2 separate regions of the Homo sapiens genome follow, and region 2 is linked to region 1. A link is a contact called in ENCODE Hi-C data. All regions are on one chromosome and are shown on one strand. The core of a region is the stretch at or near the end of the contact, and the rest is flanking DNA. Distances in the headings are between cores, read along the strand shown. Region 1 has its middle 61 kb from the start of IL20RA. Region 2 overlaps NHSL1 (NHS like 1).

Region 1 (5,481 bases), core at 2,162-4,661:
TGTTGGCACTCTGTCTATCACTTTGGGACCTTGGGTGTTGAAGTTGGGGAGGGGGACAAGTGCTACAATCCCTAGGTGATTGTGAACAGGGTGAGAAGAGAGATGGTAGAGGGCTCCTGAGAATGGGCCATCAGTGGTGTGATCCTCAGCTTCCAATCCCTATTCTCTGAGCCTGAGGTCTTATCTGTAGACAAGGACTCATGTTTGCTGAGGGTGCTGCTAAAAGACACCAGGTGTCTGAAGGGCCAAACCTTTGTGGTAAACCAGAGCTTAGATGTTTATAGTAACTCTCCACTAAGAAATCCCCTGAGAACCCAGCCACCAAGAAGCCCCAGTTCCTCTAAAGAAAGACATGTCTCACTCTCAGAGAAGTTTCAGCTCTGCTTTTGGTGGTTAGTGCCTGCCCATTCTCAGGATGGTTCATGAAAGAGTCTTCTACTTAGTGCTGTGGAATAACCATCTGAAATTGTAAGCTGTGGGTAGATAGTACTGTGGTGTAATCACACATCTTCCTGTCACACTGGTGGGAAGGATCAAGGGTTCAGCATAGTTCAGCCATCCCTGTTATTCTCAAAACCAGTGTTCCCAAACTTCAGTCATTTGGCTATAATTTTCACAATGTTTCTAAATTCAAGTACAATATGTATTGTCGTTTTATCTAATATTTTTCACTTGCTCAACTTAAAAAAACTAAGAATATTTTCAAATTTTCAAAATAATTATGAAGATAGTACAGAGAGTTCTCATATATATACCCCACGCCTGGTTTCCCCTATTGTTAAAATCTTATATTAGTATAGTACATTTGTCATAAATAATGAACTAAATTAATTGATACATTATTGTTAACTAAAGTCCATGCTTTATTTAGTTTTTACTTAATGTCCTTTTTTTTCTTTTCTGTACCTGGATCCCATTTAGGGTACCACATTAAATTTATTCATCACATTGTATTTGGGTCCTATTCCAGACCTAACAAAAAGTGGACTGATGCAAAAGAATGACACTCTGGTTAAAGCTATTGCTGTGAGTATTAAAGCCCTTTGTCTCTGATCCAAGAGTCTCATGTCTTCTGCCAGCATCTAAGAAACACTGACAAGTCAATTAGTTAGTTTCCAGGTAGGGTAAAGGCTTAGATATCTTACAGTTCTTGAACTTTTTTGTTGCACAATTGAAGTATTCAAAAAGGGTAAAAAAAATCAAGTTTTTAAATATTTAAACTAATTCAATTAAAGTATAAAAGGCCACTTAAAAGTGATGGTTAAAAGTTGCCAGATTCATAAACAAAGTAATAAGGTTTATGAGTTGGACTTAAAAATTCAAGGAATAATGAGGAATTTAAATTTGTAATTTTAATAAATAAAGTATTAATTTAAGAAAATCACAGTATCCCCTTAGTAATTTTTCCTGTCTATAAAAGCCCCTATCAAGGATGCCACAAAACTCATCTAGATAAGCTTGGGTTGTCATATTGGAACTCATCATATAAATAAATTTACCCAAAATTGTTTATGACCATGAATGACAAAGCTTTACTGTGCTCAAGCACATTTGCATTTTAGAATAAGATAAACAGCTTTGTTCAAAGAATGAAAGTCTAATGGTGAAATTTTGCCGCCATTGCAGGGCTAGTGCCCCTCATGTCACATTATGAGGTTAGCTTCTTTTACAGATTCAAAGGATAAAACAAGGGCCCTCTACTTTGTCCCTGCTGAATTCTCGAGACCTAGAACAGGCACATAATTGATGCTTATTAAAGATGTACAAATTAATGATCAGATTTTAGCCAGGGCCAGATTTCAGTTTTAGAAACATCACTCTGGCTGTAATATGAAAGTTAGATGGAAGAGGTAACACTAGAGAGGAGACCAAGCAGGAAGTTGGTGGCAAACCCTGACAGTAGACACACGGCCATGGCTTCCAGGGTTTTGGACTAAAATCCTACCCTCTTCAGGAAATAACTAGTCTCATTCTGGAAAACATCTGTTGGCTTATTAGTGGTCTCTGAGGGAGGCTAAAAGCCTGACCCTGGGGTGCCCTGTGACCATGTGGCCCATACTTCTCATCATGAATGGGTCTTCTCTGGACCATTAAACCATGAAGCAGGAGGAGCATAGCAAGACTGGATCCAACCTTACAGCACAAATAAAACTGCAGGATGTCAAGGATCAATGGACAAGGTGACCTGTTCTGTGGACATGTGACCTACTCAGTTTCACACTCTGGCATTTTCTCAATGTGCTCGTGAGCAAATGTCTGTGCAGTAAGGTCAGGGGTCCCACATGGCTCAGAAGAATAGGCCTCCTCTCACTGAGGCTGACTTGGCTGCTGCAGGCCTGAGTGTCCCGTCAGTCAATGGCAGGAAGCAGCCCGTGAACATCTTGGAGGGGGCAGTGATTTGTCCTCAATGGGGGAGACACATCCAGATTTGGGTTTGCCTTCTGAGCCCATCATACTCATGTGACTTATTGAATGTCTTATTCACCAGGGTTTTTTACCAAAACACTGCTTCTGATTAAGAACTCAGTTGGCTTTGGGTCTGCTTACTTCCAGTCAGTACCTGGGCCACTGACCACTCTCAATGTTCTTTTCTGCACGTGGATATTCAGGCTGACCTATTTCCTGGCTTGTAGGTTTGACACACTTTTCTTTCCTGTTTGAATCGTAGGTACCTTGAAGCTATCTGAAAAAAAAAAAATTGGCTTGGGTAGAAAGGCAACACCCTGGATTTGTTCTTTGCCTGAGGCTTCCTCTCTGTGTGGCTGAGGAGTCTTAACAGGCCTTTGAGAAAGGGCGTGAGTACTGGTTTTATCACTTGCAGCTCTGGTTCAATTAAGTGCTATTATAAGCCTCTTTACGTATCAGTTGGCTTTTCAACCCTTAACAAGTCTCTTCTTTTTGGATGCTCTCTACTTTCTTCCAGCTCTGCTTGCAAACTTGTCAATTCTTGTCTTAGTTGATCACTTTTTTAAAAACCTGTTTATAGACAGCAAAGAGAAGCCAACACAGATTGACATTTGGATTCTTTCCAATAGCTTCATTTGAAGCAATAGGAGAAGCGATCTGCTTCTCCAGTTATTGTAGGTAATAGCTTTGCCAAATGTTTTTTGACAATAGAACAAGGGTGGTCAACATTTTAGCCTGAAATACCCACGTCCCCATCACCTGTGATTCTCTCATTGTACCAATGCCACATCTTAGGTTTCAGTTATGGCAGCACTATGCACATTTCTGTATTATTTAGGGCAAGTGCCCAGCTGCTGCAAAGAGAAGCCAAAATGCCCTGGTTTAAATAGGATAGATATTTATTTCTCTCACATATTACAGTGCAGTACAGTGCAGGTTCTGTTCCAGGAAATCATTCAGGGATGCATTTGAGTGAAGTCAAGCAATTGTCTTCAAATCATAGCTTCCACAGCTGCTAAAGACATAGAAAAAGGAAAGGTGATTTGAAAGTAAACATCTTTCAGAAGAGGAACTGGAAGATGAACATACCAATTTCATTCATTTCCATTTGGTGAGAACTCAGGTAATTGGCTACATTTAGCTGCAAAAAGTTTGAAAAAAGTCATCTTAAGTCGGGGCAGCCCCACCGAAGAAAAAGTGAGAATAGTTTTGGGGGGTTAACCAATATTATGGTCAGCATACTGGTCTACCTTATTCTTTATAGTGCTTATGTAGCATACGACTTAACAGATATACGGTAATTTTTCAACCATGTCCCTCTTGGAGGATTTTTAGATTGTTTCCAATATATTGCTATTATAATCCCTCTTTATACATAAATATTTGTGCCCTGTAATTTTATAATTTGTGTCCAAACTGCCCTCTGAAGTTGTATTATCCTATCCTCATACTAAGGGTGCTGGCTTCCCCATGGCTTCACAAAATTGCGTCTTATCTGACTTTTTAGTTTTTGCCAATTTATTAGGTAAAAGATGGTGTCTTGTTTTAGCTTGCATTTAAAAAATTATGTTTAGCATTTTTTCCTTCCTTTATAAAATCATTTTCTTTCTCCCTTCCTTCCCTTCCTTCCTTCCTTTTTCTTTTTCTTTCTTTCTTTTCATTCCTTCATTCCTTCCTTTTTTTTTTTTTTGAGAGAAGTCTCTCTCTTGTCCCCCAGGTTTGAGTGCAATGGCTTTTTCTCTGCTCACTGCAACCTCCACCTTCTGGGTTCAAATGATTCTCCTGCCTCTGCCTCCCAAGTAGCTGGGATTAAGGCGCCTGCCACCATGCCCAGCTAATTTTTGTATTTTTTAGTAGAGATGGTGTTTCACCATGTTGGCCAGGCTGATCTCGAACTCCCGACCTCAGATGATCCACCTGCTTTGGCCTCCCAAAGTGCTGGGATTACAGACGTGAGCCACTGCACCCGGTCCCTCCCTCCTTCCTCCCTCCTTTCCTTCCTTCCTTCCTTCCTTCCTTCCTTCCTTCCTTCCTTCCTTCCTTCCTTCCTTCCCTCCTTCTGTCTCTCTCTCTCTCTCTCTCATCTCTCTCTAGTTTTGGAACTGCCTATTCTAACCCTTTATAACTTTCCTGTTGAGTTTTTGGTAAGTTTTAAAAATAAATTTTAATGAGAATTTTATAGATGCATAACACTTTTCCAAGTATAGTATTCCTGGGTGTCACTGAACACCACAGGTGGGCAAACTACAGCTTGGAGGCCAAATCTGTCCTGTAAATGGCATTTTATTGGAACACAGTCATGCTCATTTGTTAACATATGGTCTATGGCTGCTTTTGCCCTACAACGGCTGAACTGAGTGGTTTTGACAAATATTATATGGCCTTGAGTCTAAAATATTTACTCTCTAATCTTTACACAGAAAAAGTTTGCTGATTCTTGCCCCAGACTCCATGAAAGAATCTCCAGTGTTGTGGGCTGTACACGTATATTTTGAAAAAAGCTTCTCAAGTTTCTAAAGTTTGAGAAGCATGTTTGGAAAAAAAAGTATCCAAAGTTTGAGAAACATGATTTAGTTAGTAGTAGAATACAGAAAGGCATACTTTCCCATCAGACTCCTTTTCACATCTTCTGCATTTCTTCCCCTTTTCTTTCCACATCTGACCACCCCAAACCAAAGTTTTAAGAGAAACATCTAGGGGGTTTCCAAGTTAGTATGGCTAGTAATAATCTGTCTTATTACTCAGGCATTGCAAAATTCCTTAGCTGTAGTAAAACTTTATAAACAGTAAAAATTTGGGGCAAAAGCAAAAAATGGACATTTCTCACATCTTGAAAAAGAAAACACAATTCTTCTCTTTAGAAAATAATATTGATATGCACAGTTGTACATGTGAGTGCCTAGACATGTATATATTAGCATAATGATGTGTGTGTATGTTTATGCATGACACACATGGAAACATATACATTGGAAGCACCGCTTTGGATCAAACTCATGATTCAGACAGTCCAGTATATTGTTTCTAGTACATGTCTCCAGCCACCCTCAAACCTGCCAAGACCAGCTCGGTTGG
Region 2 (5,481 bases), core at 813-3,312, 1.3 Mb after region 1:
CTAGGCTCAAGCCATCCTCCTGCCTCAGCTGCCAAAGTGCTGGAATTACAGGCTTGAGCCACTGCACCAGGCCCTAAGAGCTCTAAACTTTCTTATCACACAGTGAATTAAAATATTTTGGATCTTAACTATCCCATATTAAGCGATCCTTTCCTCAAATGAAAGAAAATACTTAATTAGAACATATATGTTTAAACTGATACAGTAAGTTGTTTGTAATCATATTTTAGAATAACAAATTATGTATTAAAATCATATAACATAATGAATATTCAAGAACTCACTACTCAACCCATGACCTAAAATATTACTAAAAACCTGCATCTCCCTCCATGCCCCATCCCATCTCCCTACTTCCCCAGAGGTGACCACTAGCCTGAATTTTGTGTTCCTAATTACTCCTTGTTATATGTGTGCGTGTGTGTGTGTGCGTGCGTGCATAAACTTGCTTTGACTTTTACAAAAATAGTATTATTCTCTTTGTGTTTTTCTTACTATTATCTTTCTAAGACACATCCATGTAGTTGTGTGAAACTGTAATTCATTCATTTCACTGGGGTATACATTCCACTCCAGTACTAATTTATTCACATTTTTTATTGATGGACAATTGGGTTGTAAAAGATGCTCTTTGTATTATCTCAACAATGCAAAACTCCCCATAAGAGAATGAGAATGGTTAGGAGGAAAGGACTGTGGCAAAGGCTCTACTCCCCATACAGTCATTACTGGGGGAAAAACATGAGCTCTAGAGTCGTAAGTCTAGGTTTAAATCCTGGTTTTGCTTTTAGGGGTGATAGATGTGTTCACTCTCTTGATTATGGTAATGGTCTCCTGTGTGTATACATATGTCAAAATTTATTAAGTTGTATACTTTAAATATGTATAGATTATTTTATGTAAGTTATACTTCAATAAAAGGCGTTTTAATAAAGAAAGATCTTGTTTCAGTATTTAAAAACTATGTGATCTTAGGCAAGTGATCTAATCTCTCCAAGATACAGTTTTCTCATCCATGATATGGGCATAATCAAAGCTACTTTGCATGGTTGCAATAAATACTGAATATATTCACATACAGCACTGAGCACAGTCCCTGGCGCCTGAGCCTTTCCATGTGCCAAGTGCTTGGCATCATACTGGAAACACAGAGATCAACAAGATAGGGATGCTGTCCATTAATCTAGAAGAGAAGGCAGGTATAAACAGACCCTGATTATAGAGTAGTGGGATGGAAACAGCAAGAGAAACTGGAATGGGTCATTGGAGACATTCTCACTGGTTTGCAGGCAAAAAGGCGTGGGAATGACAGACCCCAATTTTCTCATTTTTGTCTGCAATGGCATGGAATAAGAAGGTGCCATAACTGCAGAGCAGTGAGCATTGACTCATTTGTGTTTCTACAGTTTCCTGAAATTACTCACAGAGACCCAGTAACACATGATTGGACATGGAGTAATCACTTCTCGACTGTAAGCTGCCCTAGGCCAAGAATGGGATCCATATACTGAGACCAAGTAGCACTTAAAAACTTTTTTGGGGGAAAAAAAAATTGAGTGAAGCATACCAGACAAGTCAAAGAGGAATAAGAGATGACAAAATTGGGCATAATGAGGAGGAATTGAGGTAACTGAGTAATCTTGCCCTTTTGCTTAACCAGCATGGTGCGATGAAAAGAAATGAGCTGCAAGGAGCCCCGCCTTCACATGCTCCCTGCAAGGAGCCCCGCCTTCACATGCTCCCTGCAAGGAGCCCCGCCTTCACATGCTCCCTGCAAGGAGCCCCGCCTTCGCATGCTTCCTGGTGCTTTCGAGCTATGTGATCTTGAGAAAGCCATTTCATATTTCTGAGTCTCCATTTCCAGATTAAAATAATAGTAATAGCTATTAAAATAATCTGTTTCATGGGGCTGTTTGTGGAAAATAAGATCTAATTTGTGAAAAAGTTCTATATCCTAACGTGTACCCCGATGAACAAGCTAGCAATAGCATAAACACTGGTAGTGCCACACCTAGATAACCTGTAAAGCCATGACAATCAGAAATTCGTCAGTAGCTGCTGAAACCTCTCAAATTTATTGCCTTGGGCAGGAAATTCTATGTGGGTGGAACAAAAGACGAGATGATTGGGAGAGTGGCCAAATTTTTATAAAAACAGACATTGTCTATTGAATCATTTTCTTTGAAGCGTGGTTTGAAATACCAATCAGCTTAACAATACTTATCATCATCATCTGAGCATCTAGTCTGTGCCAGGCACTGTGCTAAGGGTTTCACAAACATTAATTTACTTCAACCTCACACCAACTCTCCAAGGTAGGTTAGGGTAACTATGTAATTTTATCGAAACCAGAACACCTCTGAGAGTGAAAGGGGGTGCAATTAATAATTACACAGAATAACAGCTGTAAACCAGGGCTGTTCTAAGCAAACCGGAACATGTGGTTTTTATCTCTTTACAGTTGAGGAACCTGAACCTCACAGACGAAAGCAACTTATCCAAGGCCACTGAGCTCTGACAGGTGGAAAAGCTGCCCCAAACCTACGCTCTCAAGCATCATGTTAAATAAGCCTCCTGTGTTTACAGGTATGGCAGCAAGGTTACTGCCTTTTCTTCAAAGTCTTCCTTTGATTTAAATATTTCTTATCAACAAAGCCTAAAACAGAAGCTGACATGCCAGTTCAAAGAATAACAGGAAACAGGGAAATTTCGATTTCTGTCACGACTATTAAAGCCAACTGTTTACTGCCAAAAATCTAGATCTAATACATCTCTTTAGGGGTGAATTTTACACAAGAGATTGCATAACTCATGATTGATATCCTTTCTGCTAAGACAATGGGGATTCTGTGAAGGTTTCCCAGATTCAGTGAACGTATCATCAAATATAACTTCCGATAATGGCAGGTGGAAAAATTCCCTATCGACTCACAGTAAGTATTTTCGCACTGATAACTGACCTGCCTTCAAATGCAAGAACCTCTTTGGCAGTACTTGGCATATGCTGAAAACTGAAAAGAGAAAAAAGTCAAAAACAGTACACAAAGCAATGGTGTACTCTTTGATTTCAGAGTTGAATGAAAAGGTATTTTCTGGAATTTCTTTCTTTCTTTTTTTTTTTTTGGAGATGGAGTCTCACTTACTCTGCCGCCCAGGCTGGAGTGGAGTGGTGCGATCTCAGCTCACTGCAACCTCCACCTCCCAGATTCAAGCAATTCTCCTGCCTCAGCCTGAGTAGCTGGGACTACAGGTGCATGCCACCACGCCTGGCTAATTTTTATATTTTCAGTAGAGACAGGGTTTCACCATGTTGGCCAGGCTAGTCTGGAACTCCTGACTTCAAGGGATCCGCCTGCCTCAGCCTCCCAAAGTGCTGGGATTACAGGCACACACTACCATGCCTGGCTTATTTTCTGGAATTTCTAAATTGCTTTGCCAACAGTATTTTTTTCAATGCATCATGTTTATGTTTAGATGATATGCATAACATATACAATTGGAAATATTTTCAACAATTTTCTTCTTGCTACACTATATTCCCACTTTGAACATCAAAGATATGTGTGGATCTCGTTAGCAAAACATCTTTCTTCATAACATAACACATAGAGTCCTACTTGGTGTTTCACATTAGGATAATGAAGATAATTATTCTAGAACAATTAGCCAGAGTAAATAACCAGAATCGACGTCCTCTAGGTTCTCTTTTCTAATTTATATGTCCTTAACCTTTGCCATATTAGCAACTCATCTTAAGCACATAATGGATTTTTAATATTTGTTGAATGCAAATTAGATGATTTTTGTAAGAAATACCTCTTTTAAAGTCAATAATTTGTTAACTCATGCATCCCTTCTTCCATATAGTCACTGCTCTTTGTAACACACCCCTCCCCTCAACACCTACTAGGAAATACAAAATAAAAGGTTTTCCAGATCGAATTTCCCTTCCAAATTGACTCCTACACACTCTATATTTAAAATGATCCCCTTTGGGAGGCCGAGGTGGGCGGATCACGAGGTCAGGAGCCCAAGACCAGCCTGGTCAACATAGTGAAACCCCGTCTCTACTAAAAATACAAAAATTAGCTGGGCATGGTGGCACGTGCCTGTGGTCCCAGCTACTCGGGAGGCTGAGGCAGGAGAATCTCTTGAACCCAGGAGGTGGAGGTTGTGGTGAGTCAAGATTGTGCCACTGTACTCCAGACTAGGTAACAGAGTGAAACTCCAACTGAAAAAAAAAAAAAAAAAAATCCCAACTGTTAGGGTGATGTTAAGAACATGAACCACGGTTAGGAGTCTTAGTCTTAACACGGAAGACCATACTGCTGGCCTGGAGCCCCTTTCAACAGTTACTGGATTCCCACTTGATTTCAAATGATAGCTTGATGATCTACTAAATCCCATGAAGATTTAGGTCTATTTCTAGACTTCTATTCTGTTTTTAATATTCTGTTATACTGGTTTGCACATTCAGCTGCCACAATGGAGGAATCCCTAACTCTATGTTCTCATACCGGGTCAAGTCAGTTCTTCCTTACTGCTCTCTTGTTTTACAGCTTTCCTAGCTACACAAACTTTAGATTCAGCTTCCTTAGTCGTCTCTCTCCTCCTCTCATCCCCCAAAGTAGCCTCAGATCAAGACAAAACAGAACAGCCTATAATCCCAGCACTTTGGGAGGCCAAGGTAGGTGGATCACTTGAGGTCCGGGGGTTCGAGACCAGCCTGGCCAAAATGGTGAAACCCCATCTCTACTAAAAGTACAAAAATTAGGCTGGGCGTGGTGGCTCACACCTGTAATCCCAGCACTTTGGGAGGCCAAGGAGGGCAGATCACAAGGTCAGGAGATCGAGACCATCCTGGCCACATGGTGAAACCCAGTCTCTACTACAAATACAAAAATTAGCTGGGTGTGGTGGCATGTGCCTGTAGTCCCAGCTACTCGGGAGGCTGAGCCAGGAGAATCGCTTGAACCTGGGAGGTAGAGGTTGCAGTGAGCCAAGTTCACACCACTGCACTCCAGCCTGGCAACAGAGTACGTGAAAATCTGTCTCAAAAAAAAAAAAACAAAAAAAAAAACCCAGAAAAAATCTACTCACGTTTTTATTGGTATTGTGTTAATCTTATAAATTAACTTGGGCAGAATGGTGAGCTTTCTGATATTAACGCCTCTGAGGATGTGATATGTCTTTTCAGTTATTCAAATCTTATTTGTGTTCTATAGTTTGTTTTTGTTTTTGAGAAAAGAGTCTTGCTCTGTCACCCAGGCTGGAGTGCAGTGGCACACTCTCGGCTCACAGCAACCTCCACCTCCTGGGTTCTCCTTCCTCAGCCTGCCGAGTAGCTGGGATTACAGGCACACACCACCATGCCCAGCTGATTTTTGTATTTTTAGTAGAGATGGGGTTTCGCCATGTTGGCCAGGCTGGTCTTGAACTCCTGACCTCAGGTGATCCACCCAACTTTGCCTCCCAAAGTGC

The links. A loop is a pair of places that touch in the nucleus more often than their neighbours do. Pooled maps may share reads with other maps.
Region 2: a pooled map shows a loop between it and region 1 (19-fold over the local background). The contact joins two enhancer-like sites. A Hi-C loop is called at or near these places in 2 of 37 single-sample maps with no recorded cell type and 3 of 50 pooled maps.

Annotation. Positions count from the first base shown.
Region 1 is chr6:137,102,885-137,108,365 of GRCh38, forward strand. No RefSeq gene overlaps it. Among named protein-coding and RNA genes, the nearest start is that of IL20RA, 61 kb to the left of the region's middle. RefSeq lists an enhancer at 3,237-3,296. Within about 2 kb of position 3,412, at least 5 of the 41 ENCODE cell types and tissues checked have a DNase peak (open chromatin) inside an H3K27ac peak, as active enhancers do.
Region 2 is chr6:138,453,774-138,459,254 of GRCh38, forward strand. All of the region lies in intron 3 of NHSL1 (NHS like 1), which reads right to left. Among named protein-coding and RNA genes, the nearest start is that of MIR3145, 21 kb to the left of the region's middle. Within about 2 kb of position 2,063, at least 11 of the 41 ENCODE cell types and tissues checked have a DNase peak (open chromatin) inside an H3K27ac peak, as active enhancers do.